2 separate regions of the Homo sapiens genome follow, and region 2 is linked to region 1. The links are chromatin loops, found by intact Hi-C in ENCODE. Cell type or tissue: HepG2. All regions are shown on one strand. Each heading gives the region's core, and the rest is flanking DNA. Links, peaks and the distances in the headings are about the cores only.

What was found. Hi-C counts contacts between places; a loop is a spot of excess contacts. Peaks named below come from ENCODE experiments on the same cell type or tissue, not always from the same donor. Only the 100,000 strongest peaks of a DNase experiment are listed, where the experiment ranks them.
Region 2: it touches region 1 in a loop (2.0-fold over the local background); 1 of 110 quality-filtered maps calls a loop at or near these places.

The regions. Positions count from the first base shown.
Region 1 is chr18:69,750,366-69,755,756 of GRCh38, forward strand. The region is part of intron 6 of DOK6 (docking protein 6); the gene reads left to right. Among named protein-coding and RNA genes, the nearest start is that of CD226, 190 kb to the right of the region's middle. In HepG2, for the core only: no CTCF peak of the experiment used is centred there; a DNase peak (open chromatin) is centred at 2,666.
Region 2 is chr18:69,821,982-69,827,372 of GRCh38, forward strand. The region is part of intron 7 of DOK6 (docking protein 6); the gene reads left to right. Among named protein-coding and RNA genes, the nearest start is that of CD226, 120 kb to the right of the region's middle. In HepG2, for the core only: no CTCF peak of the experiment used is centred there; no DNase peak of the experiment used is centred there.

The DNA.
Region 1 (5,391 bases), core at 271-5,270:
TTAAATAAAATACCACTTTCATGTATAAAATAGTACTTGAAAAATGGGCAAGGAACATGAGCAGACATTTTTCAAAAGACATAAAAATGGCTACAAAGGTTCATAAAAAATGCTGTACATTGCTATTCATTAGGGAAATGCAAATAAAACCACAATGAGATATCTTCTCATACGCATCAGAATGGCTATTATAAAAAGATGAAAGGTAACAAGTGCTGGTGACGACATGGAGAAAAGGGGACCAGGACACTGAACACTGTTGCTGGGAATGCAAATTAGTACAACCATTGGGGAAAACAGCATGAAGGTTCCTCAAACATTTAAAAATAAAACTACCCCATAGGCCAGCAATTCTACGTCTAGGTATGTACCCAAATGATTTGAATCAGTGTCAAAGAGATTCAATTCTCTTATATTCACTGCAGCATGTTTCACAATAGTAAGTTTATGGAATCAGCATAAGTGTTTATCAACAAATGAATGGATTAAAAATGTGGAACACATACGCAGTGGAATAGTATTGAGCCTTAAAAAGAAAAACTCATTTGCAGCAACATAGCCTTAAAAAAAAAGAAAACTGACATTTGCAGCAACATAGATGGAATTGGAGAACATTATGCTAAGTTAAATAAACCAGACACAAAAAGACAAATACCATGTATTCTCACTTATAAATGGAATCTAAATCAATCAACTCATAAAAGTAGAAAGTAGAAATGTGGCTACAAAGGCTAGGGGCTCGGGGGCAACAGGGAGATGACGGTCAAAGGGTAAAAGTCTCAGGCAGGAAGAGTATGTTTTATTTTGATTTTGAGTGTTCTATTGTGGCAAATATAGTTAGTAATGCTGTATTGTACATTTCAAAATTACCAAGTAAATTTCAAAGGTTCTTATCACAAAAAAGATAAGTATTTGAATTAATGGTTATGTTAATTAGATTGATTTATTTCACTTGTATTCATAAATTATAATATGTGCCCCACAAATATATATAATTATAAATTGTCAATTTATAGTACAGTTAAAAAGTACTTAAAAGATACAAGAGGAAATGGACAGAAACATGCTAATCAGTCATTTGAAATTAACACTTTCATATCTTGATACAGTGGATTAAAAATTGAACAAATATATATAGAGCAGGAAATGCAGAGTGAATAGTGTTTATTATGTGTATATTTGAGTGTGTGTAGAGAGATTCTACATCAGTGTGTGCATCTTTTCAAGTACTTACAAGATGTACAGAAATTGGCCATATTAGTTAAAAATGAAAAATAAATTTTAATGTACGGAAACTACTCAGTGCATGTTCTCTACTACAAAACATTAAATAAAAAATAATAAAATTTGCACAAATGGCCGGGTGCAGTGGCTCACACCTCTAATGGCAGTGCTTTGGGAGACTGAGGTGGGAGAATTACTTGAGGCCAGGGTTCCAGAGCAGCCTGGGCAACATAATGAGATCTCGTCTCTACAAAAAGGAAAAAAAAAGTGCACAAAAAATCATTACCTTAAGAAAATATACACAAGCAATACTTTATGTAAAAAAGGAAATAAAGCTACAATTTACAATTATATAATTTTAGGAGAGAATACCTTCTATTCTACTTCATTCAGAAGCAAATGCTTTTATTAAACAAATACAATTTTAATTAATACTTAACTTGAGAAGGTAAAAAAAATAGATCAAGAAGATAACCTAAGAAAAACAGCAGGTGGAAATTAATTAGCACAAGCACAAAATATAAGAACTGAAAAATATGAGTTATTTACATAAATGAAAACACAAGTCTCTCTAAAAGATAAATATAAAAATATAGAAACATTATCCAAAGTAAAACCCAAATATATAAATTCAACATATGAAAGGACTTATAAAAATGTATTTTTTTAAAAAATCCTACAAGAATTTGATGGTTTTGTATTAAAATGTGAACACCAAATAACCTTAGGAGAATTGATGACTTTTTAGGGGAACAACGGTCATAATTCTACTTATACATACATCAGCTAAAGTCCCTAGATGGCATAACTAACCTAAATGTTTAAAATTTTTCTCAAAATTTTTTAGTTTTGAGATTTTTTAGTTTTTAGTTCCAAAAGAGCAGAAATAAGTTAATGCCTTTCAGTATGGATATAGTGAATACATTTGGGGCATAGCAAGGTAGTCCTTTGTATTATTCAGGGTCCACTTAAGTAAATGGAGCCTGTGATAGAGAGTTCAATGAAGGAACTTTAATACAGTAATTTAGATTCAAGAGATAGGAAGAGTAGAGACAATCAAAGATTAGCAAAAGCAGGAAAGATGCTACCAGCCCTGCTTCCCTTGCCTATTAGTTTCATGGATGTTGGCAGAAAACACAAAAAACTCCTGAGTCAGAGACAGAGGACTTGATTCCTGAGGCACAGCGAGCATCATGAGTTTCATGCTTCCATAGGTTTCCCTGGTCCCCTGGTCCCACGGGGTCATGTGGAGCAGCCAGGGTGGATGGTGCTGCATATTACCACAGCCAAGGGATCTGAGTTAGCAACTCCCCATCTTATCAGGGGGCTGCTAGCAACCCTGCCCAGCCTTTGCCTTGGAGGAAAATAGGATCTGTACTGTCCTGGTCAGGAAACAAATCTGCCCTCTGCCTGGAGGCTGTTTGCTGTACAAACATACTTGAAAAGATAGTAACAAAAGTGCAAAGCCAGAGTGACACAGGACTCATTGTTTCCTAAAAATGACCTTTTCAATGAAATGTGTTCAAAAGAATCTTCTGAAGTTTAGGGGAGGAAAGAGAGATGAGGATTGGAATCTCTTTGATATCATCTACGAATCTCAAATATTTACAAATAAAAGATAAGTGTATTTATATATTGCCTAAATGGGAAAAACACAAGGAACCCACCCTTGTTTCTATCTTTACAAGAGCCCTCTAAATCTAAACCTCTTTTCTGGTTGGGGAGAAGGGTCTATTCTCATCAACTTGAGGACAGCATAACTCTCATTTGTGTTATATTCAAACAAAGGTATCAGTGCAGTCTCCATACAGCACTTAGGGGCTAAATTATTTTCTTAGACTGTTGGCTTTGTGATGAGATGTGTCGGTTGTCCCTCTCAAATAAAACACAAATGTTTTAACTACTCTCCAGGCTTATTTGAGCTGTGATCTCTACTCTTTCTAGATGCTAACTAACTCCTGATTCATTGCTCATATCCTAGAAAACTGACTGCTGTTTCAAAAGAATAGAAGGAAGAGAGAGTTAGAACCAAAAATGACAAAAAGTGATGGCAAGTATATCAAGAACTGAATCAATGCCTCCTAATCTAGTTGATTTCTGTATGTATGCCAGAGCATCGTTTCTAAATCCTGACCCTATGCAAAAAGGAGAAGCATCGCCTACAGGAAATAGTCTTATAAATAACAAGGGAATTCTGGCACAAAGATTGCAGAATTTTGTATCGCTGTTTGAGACTTTTTTTTTTACTAAGTCCACTGAAAGAATCAATACAGCAGACCCTTGCAGAGAAGGAATGAAAGAACTTCAAACACATGTATCCATCTTGTTTAATTTCTTAAAATACATTGTTTAGAAATAATCTCATAACATAATTTTTTATATAAATATTTATTTGCAATATAAGTTGCCTTATATATTTTGTTGATATACATACTTTTATGGTCCTAAAAATCCTCCTGGTCAAATTGATGCATTGCTTTTTCAATGAAGGCATTACTATAGCATTTTAAGTTTTGTTTTTTCTTAATGCTTTTAATTGAAGCATTATAATATGAAAATAGTTAAGGATGAGTTTTAATTAAATAGTTAAGGATGTGTGTCCTCTTTGTTGAAGCCTGTCATCAAAAAAAGTTTTACACCTGTAATCCAGGCTACTCGGGAGGCTGAGGTGGCAGAATTGCTTGAGCTTGGGAGGCGGAGATTGCAGTGAGCGAAGATTGCACCACACTCCAGCCTGGGCAACAGAGTGAGACCCTATCTCCAAAAAAAAAAAAAAAAAGAAGTTATCAAGAGTGCTTGAAATACTGTCTTAGTCACTGCACAGATCAAACAGGTCAATTTCTAATACATTGCTTAAAGTTCATAACAAAATTAAGAATTGCTGGTTAAATCAGATTCTGCATTTCTTAGATTCCCCATGAGAGTACTCATATTAGTTTGCTCAGCCTGCTATAACAAAATACCACAAACTGGATGGGTTAAACAACAGAAATTTATTTTCTCAGTTCTGGAGGCTGGAAGTGCAAAAACCAATATACCTGCAGGGTTGGTTTCTCCTGAGGCCTCTCTTCTTGACTTTTAGATGGGCACTTCCTTGCTGTGTCCTTAATAGCCTTTTCTCTGTGAATATTTATCCCTGTGTCTCTTCCTCTTCATCTAAGGGCACAAGTCCTATTTGATTAGGGTCCCCACACTTATATCTTCCCTTAACCTTCATTAAGCTCTTTAAAAGCCTTGTCTTCAAATATAGTCATTTGGGGGATAGTGTTTTAACATATGAATTTGTGGGGGAACACAGTTCAGTCTACAGCAGTACTCAATACATAGGTACACATGGGGAATGGACTCTATTTTAAAAGTCCAGGGGAACATTTAGACATCTGAGAAATGGGGGACTAGATTTGTATCCCTGGCAAAGATCCCAAGAAAATCCATGATCAATTTTTTAAATACAAATTTTCCATTTTTCAGCAATAAATTATGGAAGTAGAATAAGGAGAAACCTAAAGAAATAGAATATCATTAAAAGCATCCTAGAACACGAAAACAATGAAGAGGGAAGAGTAGAGAAACATGAGGCGTAAAACAATACAGGGTGATTCAGAAGCAAATCATGTGGAAGAGTTATTATCCAGTGGCTTCCAATTATATTTCCAGCAAACAAAAAATGCTTACTCTATTTCCCTGATGCTTAAAACTGACCACATTTGGGAAGAAAAATGTCTCCCAGAATAAAAAAAAGAGAAGAAAAAGCACTTTCATCACATTTTGGAAAGATTAATTTACCATCAATGATCTACTGTATGCTGAGTAATAAACAAATTATAATACATTAGAAAAAGGAATAAAGAGTAGACAGTAGGCAGAACGGTGATTAATATGAGACTGAATCTATGGATTGTTGTTATTAATGGGCATTGCTGACATGAATTGAAGATTTATGTGTTTAATTAAGTTTATGCCTCATATGGGAAATTGGCTTTAAAGACGAAAGTCCTATCTTTTCTCCTAATAATCCTTTCATAAAATGAGCCTGGCCTCTAGTTCTTTATGGTGGTGGATGATGGACTTCCATCCATATGAGGGTGTAATGCACGTTTTTAACGTGCATAGCTCTACCTGCAGAGTCCCCCACTGTTAGGTCCGGGGTAAAACTGGAGACCTCCA
Region 2 (5,391 bases), core at 282-5,281, 72 kb after region 1:
AATTTTCTTTTCTCTAGTGAAAAAAACATTGTCTGTATTCACTCTTTCTTTCTCATATATCACGAGGTTATTCAACTCTCCCTATGAAACTATCCAGTTGGTCACTATTACATAAATTATCTCATTAAGACTTGATAATGCATTTCATATAAAGGAATGATGGCACTGAAACTTAGCAGAGTCTTACTGAATAATGGGTAAATGTCAGATCCAGCAAAATTTTGAAGCCTCCACCTTTAGCGTGGGAATTGTTAAATATCACTCCTTATTGACATTGTCAAGAACTATGAAGGGCCTGAAATTTTACCCTACTTATAAGCTAACAAATTAGCCTGCCACAGTTTCATGGATGTTGGCAGAAGACATGAGACTGCTGGGTCAGAGACAATGGGCAGTTTATTACTCATAGCAATTGCATTAACAAGAGTATTAGCCTTTTTGATGGCTAATTGAATCCCAATTCCCAAAAGATGATGTAAAAAGTTCAGGTGGCACCTGCACATGAAGTAGCTTGTATCACAGGAGGGAAACTACAAGTTTGGGGAACCCCAGTGTTTTAAAATAGGCAATAATCCAGCCTGACATTTCCCCCAGAAAGAGACATTATCTTTTTTGTACTGGAAAAAACAAATCTTCCTTTGGCTTCAGAGGAAGACCTTTGCAGGCGTATGTTTCTTGACATATCCTCAAAAAGATAATCCAGAACAAGGCAGTCATTGCCTTTGCTCACAAAACATGCAGAAATGCAAAAGACTCACGGAGAACAGTCTATCAAAAAACGTTCATTTTCTCACTAAATCTGCATCTGTTTACATTTTTTAAAAATACTTTAAATTGTTATACTTGTTGGGACCAGTGTGTTATAATGAAGTTATAAAAGTTTTTTTAAAAAAGAAATAGTAATTTCCTTATTCTCATACCTATAGCATACATTGACAATCACATTTAGCTTTATAGTATTTTTACATTTTTATTTTATAAAGGATTGTCATTTCCCCATGTCAGGACCAGGCTAAATAATTAAAATACTTTGATTCAACAGGTAATGATTAACAATCAAAAATGTGCAGGGCAAGATGAGACATCTGTACTTCATTTTGTGTTCCACTCTATCTGTGTACACAGGAGTGAGCTGCTGCATCCATTTTTCATAATTTTACTCATTAATATTTATTGAGTGCCTGCTGTGTGCCTGGCATTTCACAAGGCTCCAAAGACACAAAAGTAAATAAGCTTCCTCTTCTCAACTCAGTATAATCTTATAGAGGAGAGACAAAAGCAAGGAGATGAGAGATGAAATAGAGGTATGCAGAGGATGCTAACAGACAGAGTGAAGTGGCTTCCAACTCAGGTTGGGCAGGATGGTGGGGAAGAGCGTGTAAGCCTTCCTAGATAAATTCTTAAAGAAAAAATGGTAATTAGCATGGTAGGAGTTGAAGTTCAGATGAGTGTGAGGGCGAGCATTCCTAGTAAAGAAAGAAGCCCATGCCACAGCTCAGAGAGCCTGCTTTCTCTGGAAACTATGTGTAGTTTCTAAGAGGGCCATTAGAGCAGAGGGTGTCAGGATGGTACTGGAAAGCTGAGGCTGGAGAAGCACATTTCAAACCACAAAGAGTCCTTAGGAGAAGGAGAAGTGTGTGTGTTTGTGTGTGTGTGTGTGTGTGTGTGTGTGTGTGTATTTTAAAGACAAAGGAATTAATTGTGAAGCAGGGGTATTCTCCATTCTCTTATATCAGCATCTTCCTGGTGCCTTCCTTCTATGACTCTGTACTTTTAGCTCCCCTGAGACCCGTTTGAGTTGCTTCTCTCATCTCTATCAAGGTTCTTCTATGATCATTTCATAGGATTTATATTTGGAAAGAACTGTCTACAAAAAAAATAGCATTTACTCTAAAAATACAATTTGTATTTCATTTGCACAAGTCAGAAACTTACGTGTTTGAAGATCAAAAGTTATAATCATTAGATGATAGTGCTACCAACCTGACCTGTGTGTGGTATGTGTTCCAAAAAAAGCAAACAGAAACTTACATCAGACAGCCTTGTTATAGTAGTTATTTTTCTTTTTTTTTAAAAATTATACTTTAAGTTTTAGGGTACATGTGCACAACGTGCAGGTTAGTTACATATGTATACATGTGCCATGTTGGTGTGCTGCACCCATTAACTCGTCATTTAACATTAGGTATATCTCCTAATGCTATCCCTCCCCCCTCCCCCCACCCCACAACAGGCCCCGGTGTGTGATGTTCCCCTTCCTGTGTCCATGTGTTCTCATTGTTTAATTCCCACCTATGGATGAGAACATGCGGTGTTTGGTTTTTTGTCCTTGCGATAGTTTGCTAAGAATGATGGTTTTTACAAAAAAAAAAAATTTTTTGAGACAGGGTCTCACTCTGTTGCCCAGGCTGGAGTGCAGTGGTGTCTCAGCTCACTGCAGCCTCAACCTCCTCCTGGGCTCAAGCAATCCTCCTGCGCTCAAGCAATCCTCCTGCCTGAGCTTCCCAAGTAGCTGAAACCAAGGCACGTGCCACCATGCCAACTAATTCCTGTATTTTTTGTAGAGATGAGGTCTCACCATGTTGCCCAGGCTGGTTTCAAACTCCTAAGCTCAAGTGATCCTCCCACCTTGGCCTCCCAAAGTGCTAGGATTACAAGTGTTAGCCACTGCACCCAGTGTCCTTCAAATTTTTAACAAAAATCGTTTACAAACCACTTCAAACCCATTCACTGTCATGACCCCTTGTGAATCCAGGCTGAAGTGTTAATGAACACCCAAATGGTATTTATTAAAGGAGATTGGTACCGCCCTGTCCTGAGAAAGCCACTTTAAATTGCGGCTCCGCAGGACTGAATGAAGTGAAGACTGAGAGGAGTCATATCCAGGGTATGATTCTTTTAGTCTTAGTCTTGAAAAATTACAAATGATCATTCATTTCAACTTCAACTGCTTTTGTACTTAGAAAAATCTCACAATTCAAACTATTTTTCTAAATTTCTTTCTAGTGTTACTTAATGCTTATCTACTTCCTTATTTCTCAAGGTCTTTGTAATTTCTTTTCATCTATAATGTAGAGAGAGAACATAAACTAATATGTTTCTCCAAAGAGCTACCCAAATTTCCCAGTACAGGAAGTTTTTTTCAAATTTGATAGAGGTATAGAGACTTGTGTGCAGGCTTAGAGACAAAAAGACTCGAACAAACATAAACTGTTTCTGTCTTTGATTTAGTAAGATTTAGAAAAACTTAATTTATGTGACTTACCAATTTGCATTAAGTCAATGTTATTAATTATGGAAACATAAATGGTTTACATTAAAATACTCTTATCTTCTACTGCAGTAGTGAGAGCACAGAGTGAATTTAGGAACATTAGCCAACCCATTGTCACCAATGTAATCCAAGAATCCAAGAACATTGCAAACGGTTTATCAATCATAACTTCTTTTTTTTTTTTTTTTTTTTTTTTTTGAGACGGAGTCTTGCTCTGTCACCCAGACTGGAATGCAGTGGCACGATCTCGGCTCACTGCAACCTCTGCCTCCTGGGCATGCTATTCTCCTGCCTCAGTCTCCCGAGTAGCTGGGACTACAGGTGCCCACCACCACGCCCGGCTAATTTTTTTGTATTTTTTAGTAGAGACGGGGTTTCACCGTGTTAGCCAGGATGGTCTCGATCAATCATAACTTCTATTCAAGATTTAACTTTCTATTCTATTAAATGATTATTACTCATAAAATAAAACAGAAACACTAATGTTTCTGACTTTCACAATTATGAAACGAAAGTAAAACGTAAAGAGATAACAAATGTTTGGGAAAAAATATTCTCATAGTCAAGTACATACAAAATACAAATAATTCAGATTATGCTGTGCTCTTTTGAAAATCTTGTAACAGTGTGGCATTAAAAAAAAAAAGCATGATGCTTGCCTTGCACCTTTGCCTGTAAAATATGCTTTTATTTGCAAAATATTGTCCTTTTCCCCAATCACTGTGCTGTATGGCAGTGTTAACATTTTGGAGGTCAGTGAAGAGTTTTGAGCTGGTAGCCTGAGTTCCACCATTACTGTCTGTGTACTTCAGTGTCCTCATCTAAGAATGAGGATAAGAGCACCTCTCCTGTAGGCCTATCAGGTCTATTAAGTAAATTGACATAAATGGGATGTCTGACACTGCTAGTGCTCACTAAGCTTTCAGTATTATCATGAGCCTAACACTCTGCTACTTGATATGTGATTATATTTGACCCAAAGTAAGCTGGTAAGTGCTAGGACTGGCCTTGGCATCTGTACTCTCAGCCTTTTCCATATCCTGCAGGTTTTCAGTTCCATCAGAACATGGACCAGAATATTGTAAAGTAGCAGTTACTCTGAACGTACATTTCTTTAGCCAAAAACATTAGTATTTAATATGAAAAATAATTCATAAAAATATATCTCAAATATATTCTTCCAATTAATACATTAAAGACTAATAAGGGGTTAAGATGACAATTTTTATTGCTGCCCACTGGCAGAGTGGTACTATGGCTAATAAGGGTTGCTAAACCCACCTAGAAAAGTGTTCTCCTAAAACATGAGGAATGTCAAGAAAATTCCTTCTTTCTCCTACAATCTTGACTCCATTTTCATGAATCTCTGATCTCTTACTTTCTATTGGGATGGTTACAATACTAGTAGAAACATATTGCAATATCCAGTCCAGTAGGTGTTACTAACTAGAAAGTTATTTAGATTTCAGATTTCTAGGCTCTGAAATTATTGCATGGTTTATTCATTGTATAATGCAGACCTTAGAATCATGAACTTAACTGTAATAAATAATTATAGATTTTTCTCAGTAAGAATAAACTTTCTCAATTCCCTATCATACCCACCCCTTCTGGTCCCATTCTTATATAGATCTGTATCCACAATTCTCAACTCTCCTATTGGATGCTAGAGGATTATAATTTGCTGCAGAAAATGGGGAATTGTTACTAAACCTTGGGAAATGCAAATAAAACCAGAAGCTTCTTTTTAATCTCTGTACTAGTCTTGCATAAAAACAATTGTTTGATCTAGGGATAAATTGTTACTCATCAGATATAGTATAGTGGAAACAGAGTTGAAAGCAGCTACTTGGTAGTCCCATTGAATGAGCTTCCAAACCATAAATCTGATCCAATCACTCACTTTCTTAAAATCATTCAAAGCTTCCTATCACCTATTAGAAAAAATTATCCAATCTGTTTGGTAGAGTATAACAAACTTTCCATGACTGATTCCCTCTCCATTCCCAATCTCATCTGCTACTACTTGCCATTTGGATTTGGGTATAATTCATAATGATGAAACATAAAAAGTTTTAAAGCCATGACCATTTGGACATTGTAGCCTTATAAGAGTG